Linked DNA regions of Homo sapiens: region 1 is linked to region 2. Evidence: read pairs that join two places in POLR2A ChIA-PET (ENCODE). Cell type or tissue: endothelial cell of umbilical vein. All regions are shown on one strand. Each heading gives the region's core, and the rest is flanking DNA. Links, peaks and the distances in the headings are about the cores only.

Region 1 (5,327 bases), core at 323-5,322, 160 kb before region 2:
AGAAAAATCCATTACCTTGAAGTGGCATAAATTTTTTTCATGAGATGCATGTTTATTATTACTAATGGTGCTGTTTTACATCATGAATATATGTGCTACAAGTTGTATAGCACTTCTGAAGTACAGTTTCATTATAGTCATTTGGCCCTCATAATAGCTTGTAAGGTCATTAGATAATGCTGCATTTTATAGGAAAAGAAACGAGGTTAAGAGAGGTTGGGTAACTGAAGGTCAGGCAGATAGTAAATAGAAGAACAAAACTAGAAAATAGATTTTCTCACTCCCAGTCATTTAGTTTTTCTAATATCAGCTTGGTTCTTTGCAAATTTGGGACACTAGTTCTAAGTCTTTAGGAAAAGGAGAAACCAATGTGAAATGATCCCAAATATAAGGGAATTCCCTACTTTTCTGATGAAACTATTAAGAAGGAAAGCTTTTTGCCAATTGTATAAACTTTTTAAAATGCAGCCAAAATAGGCCGGGCGGTGGCTCATGCCTGTAATCTCAGCACTTTGGGAGGCCGAGGTGGGCAGATCACCCGAGGTCAGGCATTTGAGACCAGCCTGGCCAACCAACATGGTGAAACCCCATCTCTACTAGAAATACAAAAAAAAAAAAAAAAATTAGCCGGGCGTGGTGGCAGGCGCCTGTAATCCCAGCTACTCGGGAGGCTGAGACAGGAGAATCACTTGAACCTGGGAGGTGGAGGTTTCAGTGAGCGGAGATCTTGCCATTGCACTCCAGCCTGGGCAACAAGAGCAAAACTCCATCTTAAAAAAAAAAAAGGTAGCAAAAATAGTCAAATATGTTCTTAAAATAGTTAATAATTCACTTATATGTATATGTTTTAAATAAATAAAGTTTAATTTAGAAATAATTACTTTTTTCCATTTTCATATTAATAAAACAATTTTTTCTAGATTCTTTATGAACATCATGTCATCACTGGGGCCACTTTTTGAATCATCAGTTTGGTATTTAGCAGTTTTGAATCCATGTGTGATATATTGGCAGTTTGGGAAATTTTATCCCAAGTCATAAAAACCCATTTATATAATATTAGGATAGTTGCTTTTAAAAGGAATATTTTGTAACTGATATTCAACACATGAAATTGTGAGTTCTGGCTAGGCGTGGTGACTCATGCTTGTAATCCCAGCACTTTGGGAGGCCAAGGTGGGCTGATCACTTGAGTCCAGAAGTTCAAGACCAGCCTGGGCAACATGGTGAAACCCCACTTCTACCGAAAATACAAAAATTTGCCAGGCATGATGGCACCTGCCTATAGTCCCAGCTCCTTTCAGGGGGCTGAGGCAGGAGGATTGTTCAAGCCCAGAAGTTGAGGCTACGGTGAGCCAAGATTGCACCATTACAGTCCAGCTTAGGTGACAAAGTGAGACCCTGTCTCCAAAAAAAAAGAAAGAAATTGTGAATTCTGATCCTCAGGATAATTACTAAATCCAGTGACCTTTTGTTAGTACTACATGCAAAACTAGCGTAGTTTGAAGATAAGATGTATCCCAGACAATTATTTTAGTTCAATATAAAGTCATTGAGGGAGCACCTTTAATATGAGAGACTATGGAAGGATTCAAAACTACACAACTCTTTTTTAAAAATATATAAGTATTCCTTACATAAAAATATATTACCATGATAGCATATTTTCACACCTAAAAAATTAGCAATAATTTTTAATATTATCAATTATTCAGTCACTGTTCAAATTTGATTTATACATTGTGATTGATTGACATGTCTAAGTCTCTTAATGTGTTTGTATTTTTAGTAGAGATGGGGTTTCACCATGTTGGTCAGGCTGGTCTCGAACTCCTGACCTCAAGTAATCCACTCGCTTTGGCCTCCCAAAGTGCTGAGTTTACAGGTGTGAGCCACTGTGCCCGTGAAAGTCAGTATTCTATTACTTGTCATGTCAGCTGGTCGTGGTAGTTCACGCCTATAATCCCAGCACTTTGGGAGGCCAAGGCAGGAGGATCGCTTGAACCCAGGAGTTCAAGACCAGCCTGGGAAACATAGCGAGATACTGTCTCTACTAAAAGCTTTTTAAAAATTAGCGAGGCTTGGTGGCACACACTTGTAGTCCCAGCCACTCAGGATTTCTTGAGCCCAGGAGTTTGAGGTTGTAGTGAGCTGTGGTCTTGCCATTGCACTCCGGCATGGGTGACAGAGTGAGACCCTGTCTTAAAAATAATACTACTACTAGTCATGTCACTAAATAAATATGTCATTCTATGGAACATTTCCTGAGATGCTGAGAAAACAGATGTGAAGAAATAATTAGTACTTACTTATGCATATGTTCCTGGCAGGTGCTGTTGGCAGCAGCGGTCTGCACAAAAGCAGGAAAGGCTATTGTTTCTCGACAGTTTGTGGAAATGACCCGAACTCGGATTGAGGGCTTATTAGCAGCTTTTCCAAAGCTCATGAACACTGGAAAACAACATACGTTTGTTGAAACAGAGAGTGTAAGATATGTCTACCAGCCTATGGAGAAACTGTATATGGTACTGATCACTACCAAAAACAGCAACATTTTAGAAGATTTGGAGACCCTAAGGCTCTTCTCAAGAGTGGTAAGAGTACTGCTATAATACTGGGTTCCACTTTTTGTTTTACATTTTATGTGAAACTAGTTTTTCCTCCAAAGCAGCTGATGCTAACCAGTTTGCAGGTTCCTACTCCGCACCCCAGCGACTTATTGCTGCAGCACCTTGTTTATTCAGCAGACATTTATTGGGTGTCCTCTTAGACTATAGATGTCTCAAAAGAATATGGGAACTACTGTTTCATTTCCCAGTTCTTAAGCAGTTGTTCTAATCTGCCGTTCTAGTTCTGACACTTGTTTGGCTATGCTTTTTAGGTAATGTTTTTTAGGTAAGACTTACTGATCCAGAGACAGACACACACACACACACCCCTCTTCTAAGACTTTATGCCAAAGTCTTGCTTAAAATGAAGACTTAGGTAAGACTTACTGATCCAGAGACAGACAGACAGACAGACACACACACACACACACACACACACACACCTTTTAAGACTTTATGCCAAAGTCTTGCTTAAAATGAAGGCTAAGGCCAGGTGCGGTAGCATGTGCCTGTAGTCCAAGCTACTCAGGAGGCTGAGGCAGAAGGATTGCTTGAGGCCAGGAGTTCAAGTGCACAGGCATTATACTTTAGTGTGGGCAACACAGCAAGACCCTGATTCTTTTTTTTTTAAAGACGGAGTCTCGCTCTTGCCCTGGCTGGAGTGCAGTGGTGCAATGGTGCAATCTCGGCTCACTGCAACCTCCACCTCCCAGGTTCAAGCAATTTTCTGGCCTCAGCCTCCCGAGTAGTTGAGATTACAGATGTGCATCGCCATGCCTGGCTAATTTTTGTACGGGGTTTCACCATGTTGGCCAGGCTGGTCTCGAACTCCTGACCTCAGGTGATCTGCCTATCTTGGCGTCCCGAAGTGCTGGGATTACAGGCATGAGCCGCTGCACCCGGCTGTAAGAATCAGGGTCTTGGGCGTGGTGGCTCACGCTTGTAATCCCAGCACTTTGGGAGGCTGAGGCGGGTGGATCACCTGAGGTCAGAAGTTTGAGACCAGCCTGACCAACGTGGTGAAACCTCGTCTCTACTCAAAATACAAAAAAATTAGCTGGGCATGGTGGCGGGCACCCATAATCCTACTACTCAGGAGGCTGAGGCATGAGAATTGCGTGAACCCAGGAGGTGGGGGTTGCAGTGAGCCGAGATCGTGCCACTGCACTCCAGACCGGGTGACAGAGTTAGACTTTGTCTTAAAAAAAAAAAAAAAAAAAAAATCAGGGAGTTAGGCTGGGCGCAGTGGCTCACGCCTGTAATCCCAGCAGTTTGGGAGACTGAGGCAAGCGGATCACCTGAGGTCAGGAGTTCAACACCAGCCTGGCCAACATGGTGAAACCCCGTCTCTACTAAAAATACAAAAATTAGCTGGGCGTGGTGGTACACACCTGTAGTCCCAGCTACTCCGGAAGCTGAGGCAGGAGAATCACTTAAACCCAGGAGATGGAGGTTGCAGTGAGCCGAGATGGCACCACTGCACTCCAGCGTGGGCAGCAGAGCGAGACTCTGTCCCAAAAAATAAAATAAAGACTAGAAGTAGCTAATAAAGGGATTTAGGTTATTGAAATTTATGTACTCTAAAGGATAAGACTTGGAAATATAGCTGCTGATAAATTCTAAATCTTTCTTTTTTATTGGTGTCCACGCTTAGATCCCTGAATATTGCCGAGCCTTAGAAGAGAATGAAATATCTGAGCACTGTTTTGATTTGATTTTTGCTTTTGATGAAATTGTCGCACTGGGATACCGGGAGAATGTTAACTTGGCACAGATCAGAACCTTCACAGAAATGGATTCTCATGAGGAGAAGGTGTTCAGAGCCGTCAGAGAGGTAAATAGGATCTTCTCTGGGACTACCTGTTTGTATGTCTTTCTCTTAGGCTTCACTAATCTCATTTTCCTATTTTTACTTACTAATGTAGACTGTATTCAAAACTATGTCCAGGCTAGGCACAGTGGCTCATGTCTGTAATCTCAGCACTTTGGGAGGCGGAAGTGGGAGTATCACTTGAGTCCAGGAGTTCAAGACCAGACTGGACAGCGTAGTGAGACCCTGTCTCTATAAAAAGTAAAAAAAAAATTAGCCAGGCATGGTAGCACGTGCATGTGGGTCCCAGCTACTTGGGAGGCTGAGATGGGAGGATCACTTGAGCCCAGGAAGTTGAGGCTGCAGTGAGCTGTGATTGTGCCACTTGCACTCCAGCCTGGGTCACAGAGTGAGACCCTGTCTCAACAAAAACCCAAAAAAAAAAGCTACATTAATGTATGTCTTTTTCTGTAGACTCAAGAACGTGAAGCTAAGGCTGAGATGCGTCGTAAAGCAAAGGAATTACAACAGGCCCGAAGAGATGCAGAGAGACAGGGCAAAAAAGCACCAGGATTTGGCGGATTTGGCAGCTCTGCAGTATCTGGAGGCAGCACAGCTGCCATGATCACAGAGACCATCATTGAAACTGATAAACCAAAAGTGGCACCTGCACCAGCCAGGTATAATCCAGTGTACTTTAGAATACCAGGTGAAGGGTGTATATGTGTCTATCTTTGAAGTCATAATCTGATTTCTTGGAAAGCTGTAAATAAAGAAGGACTTGATGAAGTAAGATATGATGTTACATTTGGCCACATACAATATGAGGATAAAGAAGAAATCTGAATGTGGTGTTTTTCCTTTTGTATAAAAGAGAGTTATAAATTATGTCATGACCTCAGTTTCCT
Region 2 (5,378 bases), core at 85-5,084:
AGTAGGAGAATGGGAGGGGATGAAAAGGAAAGAATTGGTTCATATATACTTACAAGATTTATGATAAAATAAGGAAGAAATACTCATAACTATAATCTCATTTCTGCAACTGGTCATGTGGTCATAAATGGTATTTATAACTGCCTTCTTCCACCACCCATTCTGCATTTCCTTTGCTTTCTGCAAATATCTTGGCTAGTCCTGATTCCTTGCCTGGTGATAAGATCTGAAACTTCATTCCTGAAGGGTCTGTTAGTGGTACAGCCTACCTAGTTGTTGTCATTTTCCATCAACATTTATCACATTTATGGTAGCCCTGAGGGATCTACTGCATTCCAGATATATTCTTCCTTATTTTCTTTGTGTGGTCATGACCCAATTTCACCTTTCACATCAGCATCAATCATCCCAACAGTGCTTTGCTTGTTGGTTCATTAGCATAAAAAGCCCAAAATAGGCACGTGGCTGTCTCAATTTTCAATTTAATGGAACCATTGTTGAGTTCCCTGACAGAGGTATTCCTCCTCTAGGAGCTCAGACCTCTGGACCAGGAGAGCCCAAAGTTGCCCTATAACTTGATAGGCCAAGCAACACCCAGTTCATGATGGGCAGCTCCAGTTATATGGTAACCTGGTAACTCTCAGTCAAGAGTCCAGGCTCTAATAAGGCCTGATACCCAGCCAGAAGTTGCTTCTCAAAAGCAGAATGAAGCTGGGTGCAGTGGCCCATGCCTGTAATCCCAGCACTTTGGGAGGCCGAGACGGGAGGATCACTTGAGCCCAGGAGTTCGAGACCAACCTGAGCAACATAGCAAGCCCCCATCACTACGTTAAAGAATAATTATATATTTAAAAAGGGGGAAAAAAAGGAGAATGTTACCTGTAGACGGCGGCATAGCTTTTCTTTACATTCCTAAAGGGCTGTGCTACCACACATCTGAAAAAGCCTTTCAAAGCCTCCATATAAGCATTCCTGTCAGCCATAGACACTTCTGCCAGACCATAAGACACAAGTGGCAGAGCTACTTGTAATGCAGCCTGGGCCTGTTTCAGAGCCTTCTCTTGTTCTGGGCCACCCTAAAAAATGGCAACAATTCAGATTTCTCAGCAGATGGGTTGAAGTACCACACCCAAATATATATTACCTCCAGAATCCAAAGGGGCCTACTAAGCATTGTGCCTCTTTCTGAGTGGCAGGAGGGGCCAATGCAGTAATTTATCCTTTACCTAGAAAGGGATTATTGCAACATGGCCCAGCCCACTGGATCCCCAGGAATTTCACTGAGGAGGCAGGTTCATGATTTTTTGTTGGATTTATTTTCTATCCTCTGGCAGGCTTGAGTTTTACTAAAGTATCCAGGGCAGATGCTACATCCTGCTCACCACGTCCATGATACCGTGGATCAGCATGATACCCCATAGAATTTAGAGGTGATGAAGGTCTCTGCACACTACGTAGAGGGATAATAGAGCCCTGACATACAACAACGAAGTTGTATTGCTGGTCCTGCTAGCTGAAAGAAAATGGCTTTTGGTAGTGTTTACTATCAGGTCTGGGGGAAAAAAAAAAAAAAAAAAAAAGCACGTTCACTACATCAATAGCTACATACCAGGTGGCAGGGGATGTTGATTTGCTTCCGTAAAAAGACAAACAGAACACAGTATCTGGGACAGCAGATTGCACTGAAGTCACCACATGATTAAGTTTACAATAATCCACTGTCGTTCTTGATGATCCTTTATCTTCTGAACAAACAAAATATGTGCGTTGAGTGGAGTAATGGCAGGAACCACCATCCGGCACTTTCTAAGTCTTTGTTGATGGTACTAACCGCTTCAGTCTTTTCAGGAATGCAGTGTTGTTTTTGGTTTACTATTTTGAAAGAGGCAGTTCTGCTGTCTTCCATTTAACCTTTTCTGTCATAATATTCCTTATTTCATGGGTCAGGGAACTAAATTGGGGATTCTGTCAGTTGCTGAGGCTGTCCATTCCCACTATGCTGTGTGGACCTGGGTTCAGGGACCCACTAGGCCAACTGTGAGATGGGCCCAAGCCAAAACTCCATGGATCACTTGACCAGCATAGTCTTTACTCTGAGCCGTATTATTCTGGGTCTACAGTAGTCCTCAAACGTCTATTTCCTCTTCCCTTGTCTCCCTGGTAAACAGTCACAAGCCCTTTTGGGATAAGGCTAGAAGGCCGGGCCTGGTGGCTCACGCCTGTAATCCCAGCACTTTGGGAGGCCGAGGCGGGCGGATCACGAGGTCTGGAATTCGAGACCATCCTGGCCAACATGGTGAAACCCCGTCTCTACTAAAAGTACAAAAAATGAGCCGGGTGTGGTGGCACGTGCCTGTGGTCCCAGCTACTTGGGAGGCTGAGGCAGGAGAATCGCTTGAACCCAGGAGGCAGAGGTTGCAGTCAGCCCAGATCGCGCCACTGCACTCCAGCCTGGCAACAGAGCGAGACTCCGTCTAAAAAAAAAAAAGGCTAGAAGGGGGACCCAGATTCAGATTCCCTTTTATTCAAGGAACTGGCCTTGTTGAGGGGAGTTCAACAGACTAGCTCAAGTCAGAATTCTCTTCAACAGATCTAGAGCTTTTCTGTTTATACAAATCAAGTAAAACTTGATTTTCAAAGGCTGCCATCTATTTCAGTCCTAGGGACAGTGGAATCAATTAGCTAACACCAAAAATATCTACAGATAAGGGCCCTTCACCAAAACTCCCAAGGAGGCCTTCTCTTTCTCTTTGAATGTTAATTGCATGTTCCTTCTTTTTTTTTTTTTTTAAGACAGTCTTGCTCTTGTCACCCAGACTAGAGTGCAATGGTGCGATTTCAGCTCACTGCAACCTCCACCTCCTGGGTTCAAGTGATTCTCCTGCCTCAGCCTCCAGAGTAGCGAGGGATTACAGGCGCCCACCACCATGCCCAGCTAATTTTTGTATTTTTAGTAGAGATGGGGGTTTCACCATGTTGGCCAGGCTGGTCTCGAACTCCTGACCTCAGGTGATCCACCTGCCTCAGCCTCCCAAAATGTTGGGATTACAGGTGTGAGCCACCGCACCCAGCTGGCATGTCCCTAATTTTTATTTCTCTTATTCTTCTGCATGCACTCGAGGGCCTATTGTCACTATAATTGTCACAGCTCCCTTTCCCCATGCCTTGCCCTTTACCTCACTCCATCCCATGGTACCACCAGTCAAAATTTGAATTGTGACACCACTGTATGCCATGGATCACTCATGTCCCATTCCCGGCCTCCCCTCCACCACCTCCCATGAGGAGGTTATTGAGCTCTTCAAGTATGACTAACCCAATCCCAGATCTAATTTTAAGAGTCTGTTTCCCAGGGCCACTTCTGGTACCAATTACTCTATCAGTCTGGATCCCAAAAAGAAACAGATGGCGCACTTGTAATAGCATAATTTGAAGAGGACTTATGTAGCAGAACTTAACAAAGGGAGGCAACAGTTACCAGAAAATGAGGCAAGAGTCATGTAGATTCAGACTCAGTAAGAGACCTCACGCTGAAGGACGAAGCAGCTAGAGACAATCTTGCAGGGAGGGAATTAGAGGCAGACACACTCTAATTAGGGAATTAGAGGACCTTACTGTCTTCCTTCCCACTGATTTCCTGGGGGGAATCCCTGGTGAGCAAACCCAAATGGAAGCCAGGGACCAAAGGGAATGTTAGTGTGGTTCATACGGGCCAATCTGTGGAGACAGTGAGCTTAGAGAACAGCCCTGAAGATGTAGGCACCTGCTACACTCTCTATTCTGTAATTAGATTAATGAGATAATGGAAAGACAACCGGGGAATCTAAGAATCAATACTTTCCCACAGAGTCTACAAGGAAGTCTGACCTTAGACCAGACTGTACAGTACTGTTAAGTGATTTTCATATCCGTTCTCTTTGCTCCTCTGATTGAAGACATGTCCCCCCACATTCCTTTATAGACAGGGTAGTGCAGTGAAAGAACTGAATTTGGAGACAGGTTATCTGACTTGACTTTTTTTGTTGAGACAGTCTCACTCTGCCCAGGCTGGAGTGCAGTGGCACGGTCTCGGCTCAATACAACCTCGACTCCTGGGTTCAAGTGATTCTCCTGCCTCAGCCTCCTGAACAGCTGAATTTACAGGGTGCATGCCACCATGCCCGGCTTTTTTTTTTTTTTTTTTTCTCGAGACGGAGTCTCGCTCTGTCGTCCAGGCTGGAATGCACTGGCACGATCTCGGCTCACTGCAACCTCCGCCTCCCGGGTTCAAACAATTCTCTGCCTCAGCCTCCCAAGTAGCTGGGATTACAGGTGCCCACCACCATGCCTGGCTTATTTTTTTGGACTTTTTTTTTTTTTTTTAGAGACGGAGTCTCGTTCTGTTGCCCAGGCTGGAGTGCAGTGGCACGATCTTGGCTCACCACAACCTCCGCCTCCCAGGTTCAAGTGATTCTCCTGCCTCAGCCTCCCGAGTAGCTGGGATTACAGGCATGCACCACCATGCCCGGCTAATTTTTGTATTTTTAGTAGAGACGGGGTTTCACTATGTTGCCCTGGCTGGTCTCGAACTCCTGACCTCGTGATCTGCCTGCCTTGGCCTTCCAAAGTGCTGGGATTACAGGCATGAGCCACTGCATCTGGCCAATTTTTGCATTTTTGTAGAGACAGGGTGTCACCACGTTGGCCAGGCTGGTCTCAAACTCCTGACCTCAAGTAATACCCCCACCTCGGCTTCCCAAAATGTTGGGATTACAGGTGTGAGCCACTGTGACTGGCCAATGTACTTTTCCAATGTACAATCTGTAAATCTTTGAAGTCTCCTTAACATTTTTTTTTGAGACACACACACACACACACACACACACACACACACACACACACACAGGATCTATGTTGCCCAAACTGGATTTGAACTGCAGGTACTCAAGCGATCCCCCAGACTTAACCTTCTGAGTAGCTGGGACTACGTGTGCCACTGGGCCCAGCTTTCTCCTTAACTTCTGAATTTACTTGAACTAAATTCTAATTCCTATTATTCTAAGTTACTACTTATTCTATATCCTCCACAGCTCACTTAATTGATAAGAAGATTTTAACAGCTGCTTATCAATCTTCTCCATAACATCGCATGTTCAGCTTTCTGCCAAACCCAAACAGGTCACGGATTCTCTCGTTTTCTTCCAGAAATTATAGTTTCATGTTCTACTTTTAGGTCTATGATCCATTTCTTTTGTTTTTTGAGATAGGGTCTTGCTCTGTCACCCAGGCTGGAGTGCAGTGGCGCAATCTTGGCTCATTGCAACCGCCCTCTCCCGGGTTCAAGCAATTCTTGTGCCTTAGCCTCCTAAGTAGCTGGGACTACAGGCATGCACCACCAC

The links. Peaks named below come from ENCODE experiments on the same cell type or tissue, not always from the same donor. Only the 100,000 strongest peaks of a DNase experiment are listed, where the experiment ranks them.
Region 1: POLR2A ChIA-PET joins it to region 2 with 6 read pairs; 2 of 35 experiments call an interaction of 5 or more read pairs at or near these places.

Annotation. Positions count from the first base shown.
Region 1 is chr11:118,578,916-118,584,242 of GRCh38, forward strand. It overlaps ARCN1 (archain 1 coat protein complex I subunit delta), which reads left to right. Exons shown (of 10, transcript NM_001655.5): 2 at 2,331-2,594; 3 at 4,264-4,443; 4 at 4,894-5,099. Among named protein-coding and RNA genes, the nearest start is that of ARCN1, 9.2 kb to the left of the region's middle. In endothelial cell of umbilical vein, for the core only: no CTCF peak of the experiment used is centred there; a DNase peak (open chromatin) is centred at 2,366; H3K27ac peaks cover 1,462 bases.
Region 2 is chr11:118,740,815-118,746,192 of GRCh38, forward strand. No RefSeq gene overlaps it. Among named protein-coding and RNA genes, the nearest start is that of DDX6, 48 kb to the right of the region's middle. In endothelial cell of umbilical vein, for the core only: no CTCF peak of the experiment used is centred there; no DNase peak of the experiment used is centred there.